Linked DNA regions of Homo sapiens: all the other regions are linked to region 3. Evidence: chromatin contacts called from ENCODE Hi-C or POLR2A ChIA-PET data. All regions are on one chromosome and are shown on one strand. The core of a region is the stretch at or near the end of the contact, and the rest is flanking DNA. Distances in the headings are between cores, read along the strand shown.

Evidence for each region. Hi-C counts contacts between places; a loop is a spot of excess contacts on that map. ChIA-PET counts read pairs that join two places held with the same protein, here RNA polymerase II (POLR2A). Pooled maps may share reads with other maps.
Region 1: a pooled map shows a loop between it and region 3 (3-fold over the local background). The contact joins the promoter of DNM2 here to the enhancer-like site in region 3. A Hi-C loop is called at or near these places in 1 of 50 pooled maps. POLR2A ChIA-PET finds 5 or more read pairs at or near these places in 4 of 52 experiments (B cell, GM12878, Panc1 and 1 more).
Region 2: a pooled map shows a loop between it and region 3 (4-fold over the local background). The contact joins the promoter of PIN1 here to the enhancer-like site in region 3. A Hi-C loop is called at or near these places in 2 of 50 pooled maps. POLR2A ChIA-PET finds 5 or more read pairs at or near these places in 2 of 52 experiments (GM10248 and OCI-LY7).
Region 4: a loop to region 3 is called in a pooled map, with 3 times the contacts of the local background. The contact joins the promoter of FBXL12 here to the enhancer-like site in region 3. A Hi-C loop is called at or near these places in 2 of 50 pooled maps. POLR2A ChIA-PET finds 5 or more read pairs at or near these places in 3 of 52 experiments (GM10248, OCI-LY7 and PC-9).

The regions. Positions count from the first base shown.
Region 1 is chr19:10,716,788-10,719,487 of GRCh38, reverse strand. It overlaps DNM2 (dynamin 2), which reads right to left and starts at 1,409. Exons shown (of 21, transcript NM_001005361.3): 1 at 1,085-1,409. The coding sequence starts at 1,245. It overlaps MIR638 (microRNA 638), which reads right to left and starts at 1,084; the gene lies at 985-1,084. RefSeq lists enhancers at 251-390, 1,831-1,950, 2,141-2,330 and a silencer at 881-1,550.
Region 2 is chr19:9,834,012-9,836,711 of GRCh38, reverse strand. It overlaps PIN1 (peptidylprolyl cis/trans isomerase, NIMA-interacting 1), which reads right to left and starts at 1,394. Exons shown (of 4, transcript NM_006221.4): 1 at 1,310-1,394. The coding sequence starts at 1,367. PIN1-DT (PIN1 divergent transcript) reads left to right here and starts at 1,697. Exons shown (of 2, transcript NR_183873.1): 1 at 1,697-1,848; 2 at 2,034-2,633. RefSeq lists silencers at 1,103-1,322, 1,353-1,692.
Region 3 is chr19:10,218,568-10,221,267 of GRCh38, reverse strand. No RefSeq gene overlaps it. Among named protein-coding and RNA genes, the nearest start is that of MIR4322, 10 kb to the left of the region's middle. RefSeq lists enhancers at 852-931, 701-1,201, 1,152-1,381, 1,512-1,561, 1,202-1,702. Within about 2 kb of position 1,392, at least 2 of the 41 ENCODE cell types and tissues checked have a DNase peak (open chromatin) inside an H3K27ac peak, as active enhancers do; they include GM12878 and OCI-LY7, where a contact is called at or near this core.
Region 4 is chr19:9,817,511-9,820,353 of GRCh38, reverse strand. FBXL12 (F-box and leucine rich repeat protein 12) reads left to right here and starts at 1,275. Exons shown (of 3, transcript NM_017703.3): 1 at 1,275-1,626; 2 at 1,737-1,809. The coding sequence starts at 1,541. It overlaps LOC124900430 (small nucleolar RNA SNORA70), which reads right to left and starts at 400; the gene lies at 260-400. It also overlaps the pseudogene RPL10P15. RefSeq lists silencers at 714-863, 1,084-1,173, 1,624-1,783.

The sequences.
Region 1 (2,700 bases), core at 160-2,659, 500 kb before region 3:
GCGGCTTCTCAAGGCTGTCCAGAGAAGGCTACATCCCAGCGCTAGCCACTGAGGCCTGATCACGCAAGAAGCCCCTTCCCAGGCTCCAAAGGAGGGCCCCCAATTTGTAGGCTGTAGCTGGGAGGCGGGCCCCTGTGTTCTAGCACTCGGAAAGGAATCCTGAAGTAAGGTACCCCCAGAGTCCTCCTTCCAGCTGAGAGGGGAAGTAGGGTCCAAACCTCCTCCTTCAGCTCTGTTCTCCCCTCTACCCTCCTACCACCCCTTTCCAGAGCCGTTGTGCCAGACACTCAGGGGTAGTCATGGGCAGACTAGGAGATGGCCAGACAGACAGAAGAATTCACACGGAAGAGAGGAGCCAGCGCTAGCCAGGAATCAAGCTGTAAGAGTCAGCCAGAGAGAATCAAACAGGGTCCCCTAGGAGTCAGCTAGCCAGTCAGACAGTAGAGGCCAGCTGGTGTCACCCAACAGAGGGACTGCTCAGTGTTAAAGTCTGTGAGGGGCACGGATGGGCGGCCAGACAGCAGAGGTCACCCTGGACAGCTAGCCAGACAGCAGGGGGCTGCCAGGTGGGACTGGACAGATGGACAACCAAATGGTGGTGGCAGGGAGGCTTGCCCAGGACAGAGAGACAGCCAACCAGACGGCGGGGGCAGCTCCAGATACAAGAACAAGCCAGCCAGACCGCAGCGGTCGCCCCAATAGATATCTAGATGGCCGGTTTCACCTCTGATGGACAGCCCGAAAGAGCAGAAGAGGGATCTACCCCAGACCCACGGCCAACCAGATGGCAGACTTCACCCACGAAAGCTGGGACCAGATGGACCGCAGGGTTCCAGCGCACCTCCTGTCCTACGGCGCCCTGGCCCGTGACACCGCCCCTGGGGCCCGGGCCTGCTCCGGAGCCCCTGCAGGGAGTCCTCTGCCCAGGGCGTCCCACAGGGCCCGCCTCCCCGACCCCGTCCGGTTCCCCGCCGCGGGCACGCAAGCGCCGCAGTTACGCCGGCGGCGCACGGCGCGCCATTCCCGGTCCGCCCTCCGCGCCCTAGGCCGCCACCCGCCCGCGATCCCTGCCGCGCCCGCTCACCGGCCCACGAAGTTCTCCAGCACCGAGCTCTTGCCGGCGCTCTGGCCGCCCACTACAGCGATCTGCGGCAGGTCCAGGTGGCAGCTCTGGCCGATGGAGCTGAAGGCGTCCTGCAGTTTGTTGACCAGCGGGATCAGCTCTTCCATCCCGCGGTTGCCCATGGCGCCGGCGGCCCCCGGCCCGAGCGCCCTGCGCTCCTCGCCCGCCGCCGACCCTCAACGACCTGGCCCCGCGGCGTCTGTAGCCGTTGCTCCCCGCCCGCCCGGGCCTCGGCAAGACGCCCGCTCCCGGCTCGGCCTCACGGTCGCCGCCTCATCCGGTTCTCAGGCGACACCCGACCCGAGCGACCTCCCGCCCCGGCCCCGGGGGCTGCGCCCAAAGCACTCGCGCCGCACGCGACTGGCCTGCTGCACCGCCACTCGGATACACTAGCCAATAAAAACTAGGCACGGGCCTATGGTTGAGTAAACCTTCCCCCTGGGGACCGTCTTGCTGACTTATTGGACAAAAGAACCGTCACTGTTGTGCAACAGCCAATAGCGGCAGAAAGCAAGTTGTCAAGAGAGGAAGGGGGTGTTTCCGAAAAAGGCACGTTGGCTCTGCCCATTGGCGAAGTTCCACCATCTTATTGGCAGGCAGACGTGCCAGTAGACAATGTGGACCAATGGTGTTGGGGATTGAGCTACTACCTCGTTCCCTAAGAATTTCCCATTGGTTCATATAAATATCACTTCGTTGCTCCAGCCAACCAGGCAAAAGAGGGCGGGCTTTAACATCCGAATCTTGACTATCATTGAGAACCATATCTGTCAATCAGAAAAACTCCCGTTCTTCCTTGTGATTGTTGGATGTCTGCAACAGCCTTCTGAAGTATAGGATAGATCCCACCGTACTCGCTCAAGGGCGACACCTCGTGGTGGGATCCGATGTCTCGATTTTTGAGTTTCCTGGCACTGGGGAAAACTACAAGTCCCAGAGCGCATCTCAGTTCCCAGACTGCAAACCAGCTCTGGGAGCAGGGTCCCAATGCGCTCTGCAAATGGTAGAGGCCAAGTCATTGCTTCCTAGGGATAGAACGCAATAAAATCACTCCTCCACGCCTTTGCAAATGCTGTGCCCTTTCTGCTCACGCCCGATCTTGACGCCGCTAACACTCCAATGTTTTCCCCCACTTCTTCAACTTTAGCAGATCATGAATCTTTTTTCTTTTCTTTTTTTTGAGGCGGGGTACTCACTCTGTCACCCAGGCTGGAGTGCAGTAGCGCGATCTTGGCTCACTGCAACCTCCGCCTCCCCGGTTCAACCAATTCTCCTGCCTCAGCCTCCCGAATAGCTGGGATTACAAGTGTGAGCCACCACGCCCAGCTAATTTTGTATTTTTAGTAGACGGGGTTTCACCATATTGGCCAGGCTGGTCTCGAACGCCTGGCCTCAAGTGATCCGCCCGTCTTGGCCTCCCAAAGTGTTGGAATTACAGGTGTGAGCCACCGCGTCTAGCTAATGAATCTTCTTTTCTTAGAAACTGGGTCCTTACTCTGTTGCCCAGGCTGGGGTGCAGTAGTGCACTCATAGCTCAATTCAACAAGCACCTGGGCTCAAACGATCCTCCCGCCTCA
Region 2 (2,700 bases), core at 145-2,644, 380 kb after region 3:
CATTACTGGTGGCCCGATGTTACCCAGGGAGTGAGGGGTATGAAGGAGTGAAGACTGTGAACAAGAAACTGGAAGTAAAGACCCTACTGGGTGCCACTCCAAAGGCTGACAGTTCGCCTGGGTGACATGGAGTGTCACCCATAAAGGAAGCCATCAGGGTTGAACTGAGCAGAAACAGCAGAAATGGGCCCAGAGCTGGGCAGAGCATCCGGTTTATGCTGGAGGTCCCAGCCACAGGCCAGGGCTAGAGCAGGGTGGGCGAGAGCGCGGGTTCCAGGTGCAAATGCAGCTGAGCTACTGACTCACTCTAAAACCTTGGCAATGGGCTCTAATCTCCCTGCACCTCAGTTTTCTCATCTGAAAAATGGGGAATAGAGAATAAGGAGATCAAACCTCATGGGGTTAATGAGGAGAGTCCATGTATCCAAACAGTTCACCAGAACCTGGCACTCAACCAAGGAGAATTATTATTGCAAATGCGATTGCTATGGGCTCTAGAGGCAGCAGAGTGACTCGGGACCTGCCCACAGATGCTGGGCCTGCTCCTCAGGAGTTTGCAGTGACACGGGGAGGGGGATTTGTAGGCAAACTGCCTAGGTCCTAATCCAACCCCCGGCCCCTGAAATGAATGATCTTGGACGAGTTCCTTCAGTTTTCTGACCTCAGTTTCCTTGCTGGTAAGGTGGAAGTAATAACTACCTGGCTCCCAGAGTTGCGGCAATTCAGAGAGAACTTAAAGCGCTTGACACAGAGAAAAACATGCCCTGTTACTGGCAATATTATCATTGTGGCTAACCCTTAAATCGGGCCTAAGCACAGGGGCCATCGTCTGGCAGAATGTCACGGGCGATGTCGCAGACTCAGCATTAGGTGTACACAGTAGGGGTGTTAGCAGGGGTAGGTTGTGGACCCGAGGCCGGGCAACACCCTACGCCCTTTGCAGGGTACTGGGGTGTCTCCCTCCCAGGGGTGCCCCCGGGCCCAGCAAGGTGCAGAGACGTCCCCCGGGGTGTCAGGTGCATTAGGCCGAGAGGTATCAGCCGGGCCGGCAGGGCCAGGGCCATCGCCCCGGACTCCCCGGACCCTCACCCGCCCAGCCCCCTGCCTCAGCTTCCTCAGGCTTCCCGGCGGCTCCTGAGGCTCGCAGTCCCCACAACAGGGCGGGCCGGGGCCGTTACCCCGGGGACGACGCGGAAGAGCCAGGACCCCATGGGAGGGAGGCAGCGCTGCCGCCGCGCCCAAGGGGCGAGCTCGAGCCCTGCTTACGCGGGCCCGCGCAGTCCCGCCCCAGCCCCGACCCCCGCGGCACCTGAGCTGCGGCTCATGCGCTTCTCCCAGCCGGGCGGCAGCTTCTCCTCGTCCGCCATCTTCCCTCCTGCCGCAGCGCCTGCTCCGCCTCAGCTGCGCCGCCTGTCGCCCGCGCCCGCCCGCCGCCGCTGCCTATTGGCTAGACGCGCTCTGCAACGGGGCCTGGCGGCGACGCCCATTGGGCTCCCTAACGGTCCGGATTGGCTTTCTGGCCTTCTATTGGGTAGAAGAAAGGCTGGGCGGACCCTCCCACGTTATCCCTGCGCCCCGCCCCCGGCCAGCCTCAGCCTGGCCCCGCCCACTCGCTCTCCTCGGCTCCTGAGTGGTCCGAAGCGACGCGGGCCCGCCCTTCTCAACGCCCTTTAGCGAGCGCCAAAAAACTCCCGACCCCTTCTTGGCGCGCGTCGCCGCAGAGCCCACCCAGGCGGGATAGAGCTTATGGATTGGCTAATGCCGCAGCAACTCCCGCCTGCCTGAGCTGTTCCCGGAGGTCCGCAAGCCCCCAGCCCTCCCATGCGGAAGAGTCTGGCTGGTGCAGAGGTAACGGCGGTCCAGGAGGTACTTGGGCGGGGCGGTGCTGCCTCTGCTGTTGCCATAGCAATGCAGTTGCCTTGGAGATGAGCACCTAAGTACCCGATGCTTAAATTTGGCTCCTCCATCCTCCCTCTTCCCACCTGTTTCCCACAGATGTCCAAAGCTAACCCAGCCTCTTTTATTTTTTGCAGGGCTCAACTTTTCCCTAGGCTCTGGACCCAAAGGCCTTCCACGTCCTTTGGAACCTGCTTACTTCCTTTATTCCCTCGCAGTCTGGCTCCTTCCTCCATCCTGGGTGACCAGTGGGTGCCGACATTGACATTCATATAAGAACACGGAGGAGGTGCAGGTGGGAGGAGATGGGCTCAGTTTTAGCCAACTTAAAATAGAGTCTGCAGAGCCCGTGGGACACAGGGGAGGTATTTGGGGACCCAGAGTTGGGGAACTGTGGGTAGATATGGGAGTTGAAGACACTGACAGCAAAGGGTGCAACTACAGTTCACCTAGCATAGAACCCTATGTGACCGTTAAAAAGAATGAGGCTCAGTGAAGTGAACTCATAGGGAAACCTGCCCACAACAAATTAGACGCAGGATGCAGTAGAAGGCTAAGAGAAGTCTGGAGCCAGACTTGGGTTTAAAGCCTGGGACTGACACTTGCTATGCGACCTTGAACTGATTACTTAACGTTACTCTGTACTTCGGTTTCCCAATCTGCAAAGCGGGGATAAGCAATTACATCCTTCTGTTTGATGTGAACATTAAATAAATTAATCCACATAAAGCACTCAAGCCAGGCTCGGTGGCTCACACCTGTAATCCCAGCACTTTGGAAGGCCGAGGTGGGTGGATAACCTGA
Region 3 (2,700 bases), core at 143-2,642:
AGAGGTCAACCGGGATCTTTCCCAGGGGCAACTCACCTGCACCTCCCAGGGATTAACTCGGTCTGGGATCTCCCTGCTTTCTCTGAAGGAGACAGCCTGGCAGGTGGTGGGAGGCTCCTACATCCTCCCAATTGTATGTGCCTCCCGGGGAGCTGGAGAGATGGTTTGAGGGGGCTACAAAGAACCCAGATACCCACCCTTAGACACGGTGTTCCCAAAAGTAATGGCTGATCTTCACCGAGCACTTTCCAGGCATAAAGACTTGACTGCTCAGGAGGTGGAAGTTACTATAAACTCTTATGGAGGTGTGAGTTCAGAGAGATCAAGCAAACTGCTCAGAGTCACACAGCGCTAGTCGGGGTAGCGCCTGTCTGGATTTGAACCCAAGCAGGCTGACTCCAGACCATACTGGATCCACCACTGGGCTAGAGAAAGGCCACTCAGCTGAGTGCAGTGGCTCACTCCTATAATTCCAGCACTTTGGGAGGCTGAGGTGGGTGGGTCACTTGAGATCAGGAGTTCGAGACCAGCCTGCCAACATAGGGAAACCCCGTCTCTGCAAAAAATACAAAAATTAGCTGGGTGTGGTGGCGGGTGCCTGTAGTCCCAGCTACTCAGGAAGCTGAGGCAAGAGAATTGCTTGAATCCGGGAGGTGGAGAATGCAGTGAGCCAAGATCACGGCACTGCACTCCAGCCTGCGCGACAGAGCAGAGCAAAAAAAAAGACAGAGAGAGGCCACTTAGCTCCCTCTTTGCCATGGAAGGAGGAGCCACGAAGTTCATCAAGAACCAGGAGAAGCCAAGATAGGATGCAGCCTCGGGTGGGTCCCTCGGTGGGTTCCCTGGTGATACTCTTCTCTTTTGTCTGCAGGCAGCCGGCTCAGTGGCTCCTTTGAAGAAAAGTCTAGAGTTTTTTTGTTTGTTTGTTTTTTAAGACAGGGTCTTGCTCTGTTGCCTAGGCTGTAGTGCAGTTGGTGCCATCATGGTTCACTTCAGCCTCCCAAGTAGCTGGGACCACAGACATGCACCACCATGCCTGGCTAATTTTTTTTTTTTTTTTTTTTGTAGAGATGGGGGGTCTCCCTATGTTGCCCAGGCTGGTCTCGAACTCCTGGGCTCAAGCGATCCTCCTGCCTCCACCTTGGCCTCCCAAAGTGCTGGGATTTCAGGCATGAACCCTTTGATGGGGGACCCTAGGCACCCAAGCTGGAGCCCCACACAGCAACACCAGCTCAAAGACTAGGACAGCCAGTGGGAGAGAAGGCAGACCGCAGAGGCTGAGGGCCTGCAACCCCCATCGGAATTCCCCTTCTCTAGCAGTTGAGACAACAACCTCTGTTTGGAAACCTGAACCCTAGATGGGATGGGGGGTGGGGTGGGGGAAAAAGGCACAGGCCAGGCTGGAGTCAATAGATTTTCCCCAAGTACCCACAGGGTTCTCTATCTCCCCCTTCAGGACTCTGCTCAAATGCCACCTCCTCAGAAAGGAGTCACTTGCTTATTACCTGGCAGTATATATTATTAAGTTGGTGCAAAAGTCATTGCGGTTTTTGCCATTACCTTTAATAGCAAAAATTGCAATGACTTTTGCTATTTCTTTTAATGGCAAAAACCGCAATGACTTTTTTTTTTTTTTGAGATGGAGTCTCGCTCTGTCACCCAGGCTAGAGTGTATGGCCCGATCTCGGCTCACTGCAAACTCCGCCTCCTGGGTTCACGCCATTCTCCTGCCTCAGCCTCCTGAGTAGCTGGGACTACTAGTGCCCGCCACCATACCAGGCTAATTTTTTGTATTTTTTTTTTTTAGTAGAGACAGGGTTTCACCGTGTTAGCCAGGATGGTCTCAATCTCCTGACCTTGTGATCCACCCACCTCGGCCCCCCAAAGTGCTGGGATTACAGGCGTGAGCTACCGTGCCCAGCCTACAATGACTTTTAATGGCAAAAACCGCAATGATTTTAGCACCAACCTAATATGTATCAATTTATCTGTCTCTACCCCCATTAAAATACAAGCACTGTGAATATAGGACTGCACCTGCCTTATTTACTAATGTATCTCCAGTGTTGTTTTTTTGTTTTTTTTTGAGACAAGGTCTTACTCTGTTACCCAGGCTCAAGTGCAGTGGTGCAATCACAGCTCACTACAGCCTCAACCTCCTGGGCTCATGGGCTCAGGTGATACTTCCACCTCAGGCTTCCTAGTAACTGGGATTATAAGCCTGCTAATTTTCTTTTTTTGTAGAGACATGATTCTTCCATGTTGCCCAGGCTGGTCTTGAACTCCTAGGCTTAAGAGATCTGCCTGCCTCAACCTCCCAAAGTGCTGAGATTACAGGTGTGAGCCAACTTGCCTGGCTATTTATGGCTCTCTAACTTTTTTTTTTTTTTTGATACAGGGTCTGACTCTGTCACCCAGGCTGGAGTGCAGTGACGTAATCACAGCTCACCGCAGCCTTGACCTCCTGGGCTCAAGCCATCCTCCCACCTCAATCTCCCAAGTAGGTGGAACTACAGGTATGTGCCAACACACTGGCCTGCTTTTTTGTATTGTTTGTAGAGACAGGGTTTCACCATGTTGCCCAGGCTGCTCTCAAACTCCTGGGCTCAGTGCTCCTCCCACCTCAGCCTCCCAAAGTGCTGGGATTACAGGCATGAGCCACCATGCCTGGCTATCTCTAACATCTTAAACACTACTTGG
Region 4 (2,843 bases), core at 26-2,525, 400 kb after region 3:
TTCATCAGCATTGAACTTGGTGAAGCCCCACTTCTTTGAGATGTAGATCTTCTGGCGGCCAGGAAACTTGAACTTGGCCCTGCGCAAGGCCTCAATCGCATGCTCCTTGTTCTGCAGCTTGGTGCGGATGGACATGATAACTTGGCCAATGTCAACCCTGGCCACAGTGCCCTGGGGCTTTCCAAAGGCACCTCACATGCCTGTTTGGAGCCTACATTGTGGTAGTGCAAGGTTAGAAACATGAACATCCATCGGAAAGGCCTGTCTCCAAGGTCCCTTAGAGCAACCCATACAACCAACAGGCTGCGTACACTACCAAGGAAGCTGCTGTGTGCAGCCATTGCACACACACATTTTTATAGTTTCTTGGTGGACTTGCCAATTCAGAAAATATCTGTAGTATCAATGAAAGTGAAAAATTCAACAGGTCCTTTGGCCACGATATTCCAGTAATACAAATTTATCCTTGTGCATAGACATCAAGAAGCATCATTAAGTAAAAAAATAGAGTTCTCTGACTCTCTACCAAGCCATTCGCTCGGGGCCAGACCCACAGGCCTCGCCCCGCCTCAACCACGCCTTCATGGCGTAGTCTTCTCCCTGTCTCCGTCCCCCGCTCCCCACCTTCCGAGCGTCTCCATCGCTCCCCAGCCACGCCCTTGGCGCCTGGTCCTGCTGCAGCCTGGTTTCCGTCCAGACCACGACCTCTCGGCTAGGTCCTCGTCGTCAACCCCGCCCCCAAGGTCTCGCCCCGCCCCAGCCCCGCCTTCCAGCGGTTGTCCGAGCCTCTACCCGCCCTAGCCACGCCTCCAAGGCGTGGTTCTCGTCTGCAGCCCCACCTAGGCCTCGCCCCGCTCCAGCCGCGCCTTCCGGGCTTGATCCTCGCCCCACCCCAGCCACGCCTTCTGGACTTGGTCCTCGTCTCTAGCCCCGCCCCCTAGCCGCGCCCCAGCCCCGCCTTCTGGACTTGGTTCCGTTCTCTGGCTCCGCCCCTGAGCCTCGCCCAACTCCAGCGACGCCTTCCGGGCTTGGGCCTCGCCTCTAGCCCCGTCCCCGGGTCTCGCCCCTCCCCAGCCACGCCTTCCGGACTTGGTCCCCGTCTCTAGCCCCGCCTCCGATCCTCGCCCCACCCCAGCCACGCCTTCCGGACTTGGTCCTGGTCTCTAGCCCCGCCTCCGATCCTCACCCCACCCCGGCCACGCCTTCCGGACTTGGTCCTCGTCTCTAGCCCCGCCTCCGAGCTTCGCCTCACTCCAGCCCCGCCTTCTGGACTTGGTCTTAGTTCCCAGTCGCGGCCAAATCACGCCTCAGCCACCTCCCGCAAGCCTCTCACTGCCTCAGCCACGCTTTCCAGGCTGGTTTCTGGTCCCCATCCGCGGCTGGTCCGGCCCTGGGACCGAATCACTTCCCAGCGAGAGGAAGGTCAAATTTCTCGACCGGCTACGGGAAGGTCGCGGCCGCCGCCCTGTCAGCCGCCTCGGCGCCCCCAGGACCCCTCGGGTCTCTTTAACCGGAAGCGGAAGTGCGTGTCGGCGGGATCATGGCGACTTTGGTCGAACTGCCGGACTCGGTCCTGCTCGAGATCTTCTCTTACCTCCCGGTACGGGACCGGATCCGCATCTCCAGGTGCGGCCCCGCCTCCGGGGGGAAGGGCAGGGCGGAGGGCGCAGCTGGCACCTGGAGATGCGATGTGGCCCGGGGCTGGGGTCGTTCTAACCGCGCGTCCCCTCCCCCAGGGTCTGTCACCGCTGGAAGAGGCTGGTGGACGACCGGTGGCTGTGGCGACATGTCGACCTGACGCTCTACACGGTACGCGCAGCTGGCCGGGCGGGCCTGGGCCGCGGTCGCGGTGCCCGGACCCCGAAGACCACCTCTCCCACCCTGGGACTGTGTGTCGGGGCCCGGGCTGGGGATTTAGAGCCAGGCGATCCGGGGCCTATCTCGGCATCATCGCTTACCAGCTCCTCTTCGACCTCAGGGCCTCAATTTCCTCATCCCTGCAATGGGGATAAAGGACAGTACCTGCCTCACGGGGCTATTATGGGACTTCACTGAGATCACGCAGGGAAAGGGCTTAGAACAGTCTGGCACATATTTATCATTCGATAAATGCTAATTTATGACTATGTTATCAAGTTTTTGTTTTGTTTTTGAGACAGAGTCTCGCTCTGCTGCTCAGGCTGGAGTGCAGTGGTGCGATTGCAGCCTCGACCTCCCAAGCTCAAGCGATCCTCTCGCATCAGCCTCCTGAGTAGCTGGAACCACGGGCGCTCGCCACTACACCTGCTAATTTTTTATTTTTTGTAGAGACGGAGTCTCACTATGCTGCCCAGGCTGGTCTCGAACTCCTGGGCTCAAGTGATTCTCCCGACTTAGCCTCCCAAAGTGTTCAGATTACAGGCATGAGCCACAGCAACTGGCTCAAAACATTTATAGATATATTTGTTGCCCTTTTTGAAACTGTCTTCATAGATAATTGCTATTATAAAGTGAATTTGCACCCTTCCTTTTACGTTACTTCATATGTGTGTGTCCAAAAACAATTATAGTGTTAGTAATGTATTTCTGAACTTCGGGTAATGCTGTTCTACTATTTAGATAGTGTTCTACTTTTAAACAATTTTACTGTATATATCCATCTGTAACTCCCTTTAATACAGTTGCTTTTGAAGTTCTTTTTTTAAGGACAGAGTCTTGCTATGTTGCCCAGGATGGTCTCGAACTCCTGGACTGAAGCTGTCCCCCAACCTCAGTCTCCCAAAGTGCTGGGATTACAGGTGTGAGCCACAGTGTCTGGCCTGATAATATGAAACTTTTTCTCAGTTGTTGAAACTTAGTTGTTG